Linked DNA regions of Homo sapiens: region 2 is linked to region 1. The links are chromatin contacts, found by Hi-C or POLR2A ChIA-PET in ENCODE. All regions are on one chromosome and are shown on one strand. The core of a region is the stretch at or near the end of the contact, and the rest is flanking DNA. Distances in the headings are between cores, read along the strand shown.

Region 1 (5,711 bases), core at 1,045-3,544:
AAATAAGCCAGTCACAAAAAGCACAAATACTATATGTTTCCACATACATGAGCTACCTAGAGTAGTCAAAATCACAGAGACAGAAAATAGAATGATGGTTTCCAGGAGCTTGGGGGAGGGAGGATGGGGAGTTAGCGCTTAATGGGTATACCGTTTCAGCTTGGGAAAATAAAAAAAGTTCCAGAGATGGACGGTGGTGATGGTGGTTGCACAACAATTTGAATGTACTTAATGCCACTGAACTGTACATTTAAAAATGGCTAAGATGATGAGTTTTATGCTATGTATTTTTATCACAACTAAAATAATCCATTAATTTTTTTTTTTAAAGACCCAACCCTACTGACTCCACCAACAGGGCCCCCTGGGCTGTCAAGCTGCTGTTCCCATAGCACTTAACTCCCTCACTGTGAGGGCTGGATATTCCCTAAGGAGCAGAGACAGTGTCTTTTTCATACTGGCAGGCTGTATATAGTAGCAGCTCAGTAAATGTTTGTGGAATGACTAAAATAATAACATAAAGACCATTTATATCTATAACTGGTACGGGAGTAGAGTTCAGAATACTTAAAAAAAAATAGAGACAGGGTCTCGCTCTGTTGCCCAGGCTGGAGTAGCAGCAGCAAGATCTTGGCTCGCTGTAACCTCAGGCTCCTGGGCCCCAGCAATCCTGTTGCCTCAGCTTCCCAGTATTCTGGGCCTGGGATTACAAGTATGAACCATCGTGGCCGGCCCAGAATACTTTTCTTCATGTCAGGTTTGAGACGGGAATGCAGGATGTTCACGGCCCCTCCTCATGTGGTCTGTTGGCTGAGGGTGTGAGTGGAAGGTAAACATTTTCCACCCTCTGCCTACAGGGTGCACAATCCGCCCACAGGTATCTGAGTATCTCGGACATTGTCGCGTGGTCATTATAATTCAGAACCACACTGCAGCAGAGCCAGACACCAGAGCAACCTGGGGAATGCAGCCAAGTCCTTGAAGGAGACAGGAGAGGAGATAATAACCTTAAAAGTGGGAGGTGTTGGGGAAAGACTGAGGAGACAGGGGATCTCTCCCCAAGACCCTGCCCCACCCCTGATGTGTGGGGAGCGGGGCTGACTACCTCATTGCCACACCAGACTTGGCAGCCCCTCTGCCGGGACCCTGGCTGCAGATCCACAGGACTCGGGTGCCTGATCCAAGTTGGTGAACCAAGATCCCCCAACCCGTGCCCCATCCTGAACCCTGGGGCCCTGCGGGGAATGTTTCTTAGGCAAAGGACCAGCACCCACTAGAGGAGACAGCTTTCTCGCCCTTCACACAAAGAAGAGTCTGGAATGATCTCTCACCCACCCAACACCTACGACCTTTAAAACCTCAGGGCTCCAGCTCAGGCACAGACCAGTCAGTGCAGGGTCATCCACAGTAAGAAGGAGCTCCTGTGAAAGCAGAGAATCCTTCAGAGCCCTCTCAGGCCTGGCTGGGGCGTTCTCTGGCCCCTGAAACCTTTGGGGTGTTGAGTTACCTGACCTTGACTCTCTGGTCGTCCACCCTGCCTCAAGGGCAATCAGTCTGCAGCCTCCTGCGCTGCGCGGGGCTGGGGACCTTCCATGCCCTACCTCACCTCAGCTCCCAGCAGCCCTGCAAGGAGTCCTGGGCTAGCTAGCTGGGCACCCTCTTACGGATGCTGCTCCTCTGTGCCTTTTATCACAATGATAACAGAACAATAGAGCAGTACGTTGTCTAACATTAATACCCTGTGAAGTCTGTGTCCCCTGGTCACTAAACCCTAGCTCCCACAAGAATGTGATAAACTCAGCTGACTAATTATTCATTGCTTAGTGTCTTCTCTAACAGAAGATGAGCTTCATGATGCCAGTGATGATGTGTACTTTAATCCATGTCACACTGCCCGCCTGTAGCTGAGTGTCCTGCAATGTGGCTGGTGGTCCCCACTGATGAGGCAGAGTTCACACACTAGCTGAATGGATGAGTGAATGGCCATCCCATGTTACAGTTGAGGACCATCCCCACCCCATGTTACAGGTGAGGAAACTGAGGCTCCGATTAGGTGCCTTGCCCAAGTTCCCACAGCCACCAGGCGGCAGAGCTGGGTGTGGACCTGTCTGCTTAACACAGGTGCTCATCTTGGTCCCTTCCACTGACTCCTGGGCAAGGGTGAGCTGCTGATGCCGAGGTCTGTTTGCATCTACCTTTGCTGTGACCCACGTGGTATGGCGCCTTCTCTGGCTGAGAAGGCTGAGGCTGACTGAGCTCTCCCCTCCCCAGGCAGAGCTCCAGGAGCTGTCCCTCCCTCCAGAATGCCTCTGCTGGCATGTCCCAGAGGCCCTTGTCCCTCCCAGGTGTGGGGAGGGCACAGCTCCCCCAGCCCTGGCGCTGTCAGCTGCAGCAAGTGCTGGTATCTGGGGTGGGGGAGGACAGGCAGGAGGGCTTGCAAGCCACTGGTGGACATCCCAGCATGGGCCCTGGCTCCAGCTGACCCCCCGCCCCGTCAGAAAGGCTGAAACATTTCCATTTGTCACCACACGTCAGACAGGGGAGACAACTAAGTGTCTCCGGGGTCTCCAGGGGTCCCCTGGCCTCTGGCCTGCGTCTGCCCACGGCCAGTGGTGGCTCAGCATCAAAACATCCTACAGGCTCCTTGGCCAGTCCCTGGCTGCGCCCCGGGGTGGTGTGTGCTGCACAACTATTCTCCTCAGGGCCAGGGGAGAATGAGGCCATGGACAGTGGTGGCCCCTGCCTGACACCCCGCCCTATCCAAGACAAACTCTTTTCCCCAAACCCCCATCAGTCTCTTCCTCTTCCTTAGATCCAGGCCCAGCCTGTCATGCTGTGGAGTTGATTTATTTTTCTTGTGGCCTTGCTCTCAGTGGGGCTAGAGAACAGCATGTCATCACCCTCTCTAAATACTACAACTCTGCAGAGAATTGATGAATGTGACTCATCACCCTCCATTCGCCAACTAGAGAATCCCCAGGCCTTTCTTTGTTGATATGAGTGTGATCATAATCATAAAAATAACAGTAACAATAATAATGGCAGCTCACAATTACCGAACACTTGTTATGTGCCAGATACTATGCTAAGCACTTTCCCCACATTATTCCATTTACTCTTTGCAACCCTATTAAGTAGGTACTCTTCCTATCCTATTACGCAGATGAGGAAACTGAGGTTCAGAGTGGCTCAATGCTTGTAACTTGTCCTGGTCACATGGCCAGGAAACAGCAGAGTAGGGGCAATGTGCAGAACTGCTTAACCCCAGCGCCTAGGCCTAACCACTGTGCCCCGCCCCATGAGCCCAGCCCCAAGGGGTGTTTTTAAACTATGATGTCACCCCCCATCTCCTACTTAACCACCAACCCAAGCCAAAAGTTCAACCCCAAAACAGAGACCAGAGCAAGCACTGTGTTTCTACCAAGGGCTACAACCAGTGCTGCTGATGTAACAGGGAAAGAGGCCCCAGAGGGACATTTGCATATGATTGCTTGCAGTTGGCCTCTGATGTGTACCAGCCACCTCTGTCCCTGGCGATGTCAGAGTCAGAATCGTCTCTGTCCCCATGAAAATTATAGCATCTTGATTTTTCTCTCCTTTCATCTCTTTCCTGATTGCTGTCATTGATCCTGGCACATCCCAGAGAGAAATACCCCCACTGTGGCAGGGGTCTGACATGCAGGCCACTCTGTGATTAGGGCAGTGTTCTTTTATCAACCCAAAGTCACTGCCTCCATGGGAGAGAGACAGAGGGAGGAGTCACCCCAAGGGCAGTCACCGTAGAAGAGGCCTGAGTCAGCCCCTCTGACCAAACACCCTTGCTGGAGGGCTGGGGGCCCAAGAGCCAGCACCGTGGAACGAGGAATAGGAAGATGCCTGCTGAGTGGGAGAAGAGATGGTGAGAGAGGGCAAGAACTGGGCCGAGGCGCAGGGGTGGCCGGTGAGCCGGCTGTGTTGGCCGAGGCAGGCTGGGAAGCTGTGCTGGAGGTGCTAGACTGCTTCTGAGCAGCAAATTTTCTGGATTTCCTTTGTGTTCCACTGAATGAGCGAAACCTGCACAAAGCTCTGCGGAGCTGAGAGCAATCAAGGAAAGCACCTTTGTCCATGCGGTGCCAGGGACAATGCCTGGGCCAGTGAGGTGGTAAAGACAGGACCAGGAGAGAAAATTCCAGAAGGGGGAGCTCAGTGACTTGGCTCGTATATGTTGGGACCACTTGGTGGGCTACCCCTTCCCACTTTAAACCTGAGCCTATGGGATCTGTTCTAATAGGGAAGTCTGTTTCCTCACATGTCCTAAGGGGGAGACCCCTGGATTTTAAGAACTGCCATCAGACAGGAAAGGCCCCTGGTGGCTCCTCAGTCACAGAGACAGAGAGACAGACAGACAGACAGACAGACAGACAGACAGACACACACACACACACACACACACACAGGAAACCAAATCTCTCTCCTGCCTCTCCTCTGAGTCTCCTGTTAGCCTGAGGGCTCCCCAGACCTCCTTCCCAGATTCCTTGGACACACTCCTTTCTCCTGGGCACGTAAAAACATCTGTCTGGTAGTCAGGCTGGGTAAAAACTAGTACCAGAAAGCGTTCCAGGGTATTTCTCCCACTTAACCAACGAGAGGACAAGTTACTTCACCTCTGTGCCTCAGTTTTCTCTCCTGTAAAATGGAGATAATCACAGTACAGCCCTCTTCTTTGCTGTGGGTTTAAGTGAGTAGATGAACGCACGTAGGGCGGTGGCTGGTTCAGGCAAGCTCTGCGTAGGTGTGACCTCTCACTGCTAGTGATCGTTCCACCATGGGAGGGCCAAGGTGGGTGGGAGAAGCAGCAGGGAAATGGCACATCTGCACTGCCTGAAGGGCTCAAGCCCGGAAGTCCGGCCACCAACTCCACTTCCCTGAGCTGGGCTCAGCTGCAACCCCCTCAGGTCCTTCCCGGATGTGGAGATTCAGCCAGGGGCAGCCTTCTTCCTGGGAGACCAAGGTGACTGCTGCCTACACTGTCCCTACCTGACAGAGAAGCATGGGGGGTTGGGAGACCCCCAAAACTGGGGGCCAATGTGTTATGCAGATACATGTCTCTCCTAAAGGCTTAGAGTCTCAGTTTTGAGAGACAGATGGAAGACATGCAGTCAGGATCCACAGTCTCGGATCCCAGGGCAGACTTGGGAACTGGGCAGTTCTCATTCTGCCTGAAGAAAACAGTGCTTCCCTCACCCCTACTGCTGTCAGCCTCACCTTCTCTCTCTCTCTCTCTCTCTCTCTCTCTCTCTCTGTGTGTATGTGTGTGTGTGTGTGAGAGAGAGAGATAATTTGCACTATTTCACTTAATCACTTTCTTGAAAACGCAGGCCAAGCCTCCAAAGAGTCCTCTTTACACCAACCTCAGAGGACTCGTGAGTCCTAGGGAAACTTGCCTGGGGAGAAGGAACTCTCCGGAAGGCAAACACAGCAGCTCCTTTTCTGGGCATATGGGAGGATTATCAGGCTCTCCAGGAAGCCATGCTGGATGAAGGCCACTGTATCGCTTCGTGTCCCCGTGGAACTCATAAGCAGATTTTGCACTCTATTAATCTACATCTGTTTGCACGTCCCTGCTGTCAGCAGCTTCTGTCTAGGGAGGCGGCAAACACGCAGTGAAAGGAGCGTGGGCTCTGGAGCGGCCACTTGGGTGCAGCCTGGCTGTACCACTGCTGGCTCGGGGA
Region 2 (5,711 bases), core at 1-2,500, 76 kb after region 1:
GCTGAGACATCCATCTTCCCCTGCCCTTGGAAAGCGGGCTCCTGGTTCTCAGGCCTCTGACTTAGGCTGGGACTTACAACATTGTCTCTCCTGGGTTTCAGGCCTTCAGGCTTGGACTGAAACCACGTCACTGGCTTTTCTGGTCCTCCAGCTTACAGACAACAGCTCATGGGTCTTCTCAGTCTCCGTAACGGCATGAGCCAATCCCCCACAGTAAATCTTTCTATATGTCTATATAAATCCTAAGGGTTCTGTTTCTCCAGGGAACGCTGATAGTGCAGCCGGTGCCCGAGAGAGCACCGCATCCCCTCCCCTCATCATGATTCCAGGCCCTCCATGCATCTGACGAGCACACAGTCAGGTGGCACTCAAGGCCCTCCCCTCCACGCGCCCCCACAGGCCAGGGAAGTGCCGTCCGCCCACCCACTTCTCTTTGAATGGCAGCACTATTCCATCACTCTGGCTCATCTTCCACGCCTCCTCTTCCTCGCTTGCCAAATCCTGTCACTTTTCCAACAGAAATGTCTCTCCCTTCACCGTTTCCTTCCTACTCCCACCTCAGGCCCCATACCCACGTTGCCAGACTTGCATCAGCCTCCTCAATCCTGTAAATGCTCCCTGTCCAACCGACCGTGCACTCCTGCCTGCAGACCTCAGTGGATCCCCTTTTACACTTCGGTTCTGTAGATACTCCTCACCCCAGCATGTGAGGGCAACCATGATGTGTCACATTCCAGCCTCAACTCCTGCCTGCTCCAGGGAGGACCCTGTGCTTGGGTCACCGGGGAAGACTCTGTGTACCCGGACATACGTGGCACATTCCAGCTTCCAATCCTTTGCTTCCACTGCTCCCCCTGCCAGCGAGGCTCTTGCTGCGCGGCCCCTCTCAAAAGTGACCTCCTTCATGAAACCTTCCCTGGGCTCTCCCCCATCCAGCTCTCCCCAGCTGCTGCTCAGCTCCCCTCCTCCTCCGAGTCGCTCTTCCCACTCCGACTCTCACCTTGCACTTCCCCCGTGCTCATTTTATTCTACCTTGTATTATTTGCGCAGTTGTTGTAGACACCCCCCCACCCCTCCACCCAGCACAAATGATGAGCTCCCTGTGGGTGAAGCCTGCACCATCCTCATCACTGTATCCCTGGGCTATACATACAGAGATGCTCAAGACATATCTGTTTCCTCAAATGAAACTGAACAAACCGTTCTTTAGAGGGAGCAGGCGGGGCAGACTGCCAAGGTGCGCTGCGGAGGGCCTTGGCACTGGCTGCTACATCAGAAGCTGGCATCACCCACCCTGGGGACAGGTCTCCTCTGTCCAGCAGAGCTTGATTGTAAGTTTATGAGTCATGGTCATGAGGCCACAGCAGCTTAATGAAGGACATTCTCTATCCACACTCACATGCATGCACAGACACACAGATACACCCTAGATAGGCATATCATTTCCCGCTTAGAGATCACAGTTAAGCCTCCAGGAGATGGCGAGAAGACGGGTAGAGATGCTCAGGCCAAAACCCTGCTTTGGGTTGTCCTCTCCAGAGATTTGTTACCTCCTTTCTCCTTTTCCTCCTGCCTGGAGCAGGTAGGAAGTGCGCTAAGAAAGAGGTGAGAGGCAGGAAGGTAGGGTGGGAGGTGAGGGGTGAGTGATCTGTGCCCCAGGCCCTACAGATGGCCGCATCTCCATTCTCCTACACGGCCAAGAGCCTGGACCATCTGAGACAGATGCCAGAGGCTTGAGGCCAGCCAAAGCCTCGCCACCCCGGTCTGCTCAGTTCTGACACTGTTTGTCCCTGGGGGGTAACAAGCAGCTCAGGGCAGCGGTGAGGGGCAGTGGCCACACCATACCCCCTTCAGATCCTGCACTAGTCTGCTAGGGCTACTGCAGCAAAATTCCCCAACTCAGTGGCATAAACAACGGAAATCTATTGTCTCACAGTTCTGAAGGCCAGAAGTCCAAAATCAAAACGTTGGCAGAGTTGGTTCCTTCTGAGGGCTGTTTCCCCAGAAGGAAAAATCTGTTCCCTGCCTCTCTCCTGGCTTGTGGTAGCCTCAGGTGTTCCTTGGCTTGTAGATGGTGTTCTCTCCCTGTCTTCAGGTCATCTTGCCTCTGCGTATGTCTGTCTCTGTGTCCAAATTTCCCCTTTTTATAAGGACACCAGTCACACTGGATTAGGGCCCACCCTGATGACATCTTAACATTGTCATTTGCAAAGACCCTATTTTCAAATAAGTCATAGGTACTGTGGGTTGGGATTTCAATATCCTTTTTGGGAGACAGTTTAACATATAACAGACCCCAAGGATGGGAATCACTCCAGGTGCTTATTGTTCTGTTGAAAGAATGACTATAAAAGAGTAAATCTTCGTAGGGTTTACCAGGTGCTACACACTATTATAAGCATGTTTACCAGCACTGAGAAGTAGGTTACTTTTATTATCTCCACTTCCTACTGAGAAAGCAGAGACCCAGACAGGTTAGGTAACTGCCTCAAGGTTGTACAGTACATGAATGACAAACCCAGGATTCAAACTCAGGTGGTCTTTAGCCACTACAGTACAATAATCACGTCATACTGTTAGCACTTGTGCCGGTTCTGAGCAGCACAGACATTATCTCATCATGACACCTAGTCCTAAATCTAGTACCTGGGTGTGGTCCACTATGACCATCAGATTGAGCCATGGGGAGTTCTCACAGGGCAATTGCTCCCTGTACCCTGGCTCACATTGTCACCCAAGGGTGGGTGGTAGGCAATGACTGGGTGGGAGGAGTTCTGAGTGGGCAAGTAAAGAGTAAAGGGCATGGGGGCACAGGACAGATGGAGCCCACTGCCTTCCTTTTTGAGAGCTCCCCCACTGGCCTCCCAGGCAGGCACAAGACCACATTATATCAAACCCACTGCTATGCTATAGTGGAAAGGATTTATTGATATGTCCTGTTGGCTTTTTATTCAATGGGGGAGGACTGTGGGAGAGAGAGTTGAGCATGAAAAGCCTGAAACTCACTGTGTTCAAGCGCCACAGCCATCCCTGGTGTGCTAACCACAGCCCTGGCCTGGAGCCAGCCCCTCAACTCACGGCCTTCTCCGTAAATGTGTGTGCATGTTGGTGTGCTGTTGTTGTTATTGTCACTGTTGTAATAATCACATTACCCGGTGTTTCTCCCCTGGCCACTCCAGGGACAGCACAGACATTAGCTCATAATAATGCAGTCTTTACTAGGAAGCAAAAAACTGTGCAGGCACTGGGACTGTCAGCTTCCTCCTGGGCAGAGGGGCACTTGAAGGGTTCTGCTCAGCTCCTAATGCTGCCAGGCTTTCTCCCCTTTCTCTCGGCAAAGTGGCACCAAAGCTGAGTCTAGATTTGGATGAGCAGTTAAAGCAGCCAGAAGCTAAAATGAACAAGATCTTGAAAAACTGAGGGTAGGCACAGTGGCCAGAGGAGCTAGTCATTTAGTAGACGTACCTCCTCTCGGGCTGCCCACGGAAGTCCCATGGGCAGGGTGGTAGGTTAGGGTGTTTTATACAGATTAGTAAACAAATTCTCACAACAGCCCTGTGGAGTGGATAGCAATAGCTCCAAGTGCTAGATGGAGACACTGAGGGTCAGACAGTTGCCATCACTTCTCCAAGGCTCTTATATACAGGTAGGTGGTGGAGCTGGGTTTCAAATGCAGAGCCGCCTGACTGGAATGCCCCGGCACCTACCATTAAACCACACAGCCACTGAGTCACAACTGCAGGGCAGAGGCAGTGAGCTCAGCTCATGTCTGGTGGCAGGGGGCGCTGCGAATCCCCCTCCTCAACCCCAGCCAGAATGCCCAGCTGTAAGGACTCGCCTCCTCCCAGATCATAGGATAACAGCTTCCAGGCTGGGCCCATCAGCAGCAGGCTTGGTCTCTCTTCTCATCAAGCTTTTAGAGGCCATAAGGCTCCAGAAGAATCCAAGGCCTGTGGCCATTTCAGGGGAGGGGGCAAGCATGCCAATTAATGAGATGGTCCTTTCTCAAGTAGGGGAGATACAGACACAGAGATACCACCCGATAGGAGCGAGGAATTTTGTATAGCAGAATCTGGACACGTGGTACAGAAACTTCCCTGTTTCCCTCCTGGGAAGGAGCATCAGGGCTGACTTCACAGACAGGAGAGACTTCCCTGCACCTTGCAGTGAGAGGACAGACCAGTTACTGGAGCCACCCTGGCCCCGGGCTCAGGAGTGGGTCAGACAAGGCAGCAGCCCAAGAGGATACAGGAGGTCTGGCCTCACTCTTGAGCCCACCAAGAGGCACCAGCCCAGCCCGCCCCAATTGCCGGCCCATCCCACACTCACATCCGCCTCCTCCTTACTCATGCCCACGCTGGGCACGAGCCCAAGCTGGGCACAAGCTCCACTGGCTATCAGGCTTGTGGAATCCTGACCCCTGGCTATAAAACCCATCCCCGCCCCACCCCTGCGGAGAAGGGGAAGCGGAGGGAAGCCACTAAGGGGATGTGATTCTGCGCCGTGGGAGGTGGGAAGTTTCTCTTTTTCCCGCATCCCCAGCTACAGCCTTGAGGCCTCCACATCCCACAGCCTCCTTCCCAGATCTTTAGGCGCCGAGGACTGGGCAGCTTCTGCATCTCACAGCCAGAAACTGGGTCCTGATGGGAGGGAAGAGGGGGTGCAATGCCATCCTCAAGGGGCTCTCAGACTAAGGTGCAATACCCGTTTCTGTCCTCAGAGTTCCCAATCTGCTGAGGACAGACAAGCCCCTGCCCTCAAGAGCTCCCTGACACTATTCTAAGAAGGCCCGTCACCAAGCCCCAAGGCAGAAGGGCCCCAGAGGACAGGGCCCGGCGGCTGGCAGTCCCTCTGCAGTAAGAATCCAGTCCCAGGAGCACACTGTCTTCCTGAGGCCAAGAAGGGTTCTCGGGTATGAGGAAAGAAGGGCAGGGGAGGGTGGCCAGCTCAGTGGGAGAGCATAGGTGGCCACCCCAGGACTCAGCCCTGACACAGCACCTGCTCAGCCCCTGATGTCCTTGGAGTGGCAGGGAGCACCGTTCCCATCTCTTCCACACACAGGCCAACGCCCAGTGAGAGGCCTTGGGCAGCCTATGGCAGAAGGTCTCGCTTTTCATTCTGTCCTCCCTGTGGTTCCATGCTGGCCTTTGAGCATCCCGGTGCCAGGTGTGGGAGAAACATGGTGAGGCCACCGTCCTAGAGCAGATGGCTGGGCCTGAGACAAGGAGACTGGAAGCCAGCATGAGGATTATCCCATGGCACTCAAGTGTCTGCACTGTGCACACGCACGTGGGACTGTGGGGGCCAAGGGGTGGGCATTTGCTCTGAGATGGAATGGTGGGCAGGGCTGGGCACACGCTGCCCCTCCGCTCAGGCCTGTGCCTTCTGATACCCTTTGCTCTCAGATGCTGAGACAGACCCAAGCCTGCTCCTTTCATGAGCAGAGTCCTGGGCTGGGAGCTCTCTGAAGGCAGGAGCCAAGTTTCCCTCCTCTACAAGATGGGGGTTTGGTGGGGTCAGGCAGAGAAGCAGACCTTGGGGCCTCCCCAGGGGGAAGGCGAGTGCTCTCCTATATCCTAGCAGGGGGTGCTCAGAGGTCCCAATTCCCCATGCCAATTTCCCTGGAAAGATGGTCCAGGCAGAATGCACAGTCCTCTCACACATGAGCCGTTCCCAGGGCTGAACTCCTCTGAGGGCTAGAACAAGCACAG

The links. A loop is a pair of places that touch in the nucleus more often than their neighbours do. ChIA-PET counts read pairs that join two places held with the same protein, here RNA polymerase II (POLR2A). Pooled maps may share reads with other maps.
Region 2: a map of heart left ventricle shows a loop between it and region 1 (2.7-fold over the local background). The contact joins two enhancer-like sites. A Hi-C loop is called at or near these places in 15 of 168 maps with a recorded cell type or tissue (Right ventricle myocardium inferior, Right ventricle myocardium superior, aorta and 6 more) and 9 of 50 pooled maps. POLR2A ChIA-PET finds 5 or more read pairs at or near these places in 2 of 52 experiments (RWPE1 and WTC11).

The regions. Positions count from the first base shown.
Region 1 is chr3:123,341,362-123,347,072 of GRCh38, forward strand. All of the region lies in intron 3 of ADCY5 (adenylate cyclase 5), which reads right to left. Among named protein-coding and RNA genes, the nearest start is that of ADCY5, 100 kb to the right of the region's middle. RefSeq lists an enhancer at 2,181-2,850. Within about 2 kb of position 2,295, at least 4 of the 41 ENCODE cell types and tissues checked have a DNase peak (open chromatin) inside an H3K27ac peak, as active enhancers do; they include ascending aorta and heart left ventricle, where a contact is called at or near this core.
Region 2 is chr3:123,418,866-123,424,576 of GRCh38, forward strand. The region is part of intron 1 of ADCY5 (adenylate cyclase 5); the gene reads right to left. Among named protein-coding and RNA genes, the nearest start is that of ADCY5, 27 kb to the right of the region's middle. Within about 2 kb of position 1,251, at least 13 of the 41 ENCODE cell types and tissues checked have a DNase peak (open chromatin) inside an H3K27ac peak, as active enhancers do; they include ascending aorta and heart left ventricle, where a contact is called at or near this core.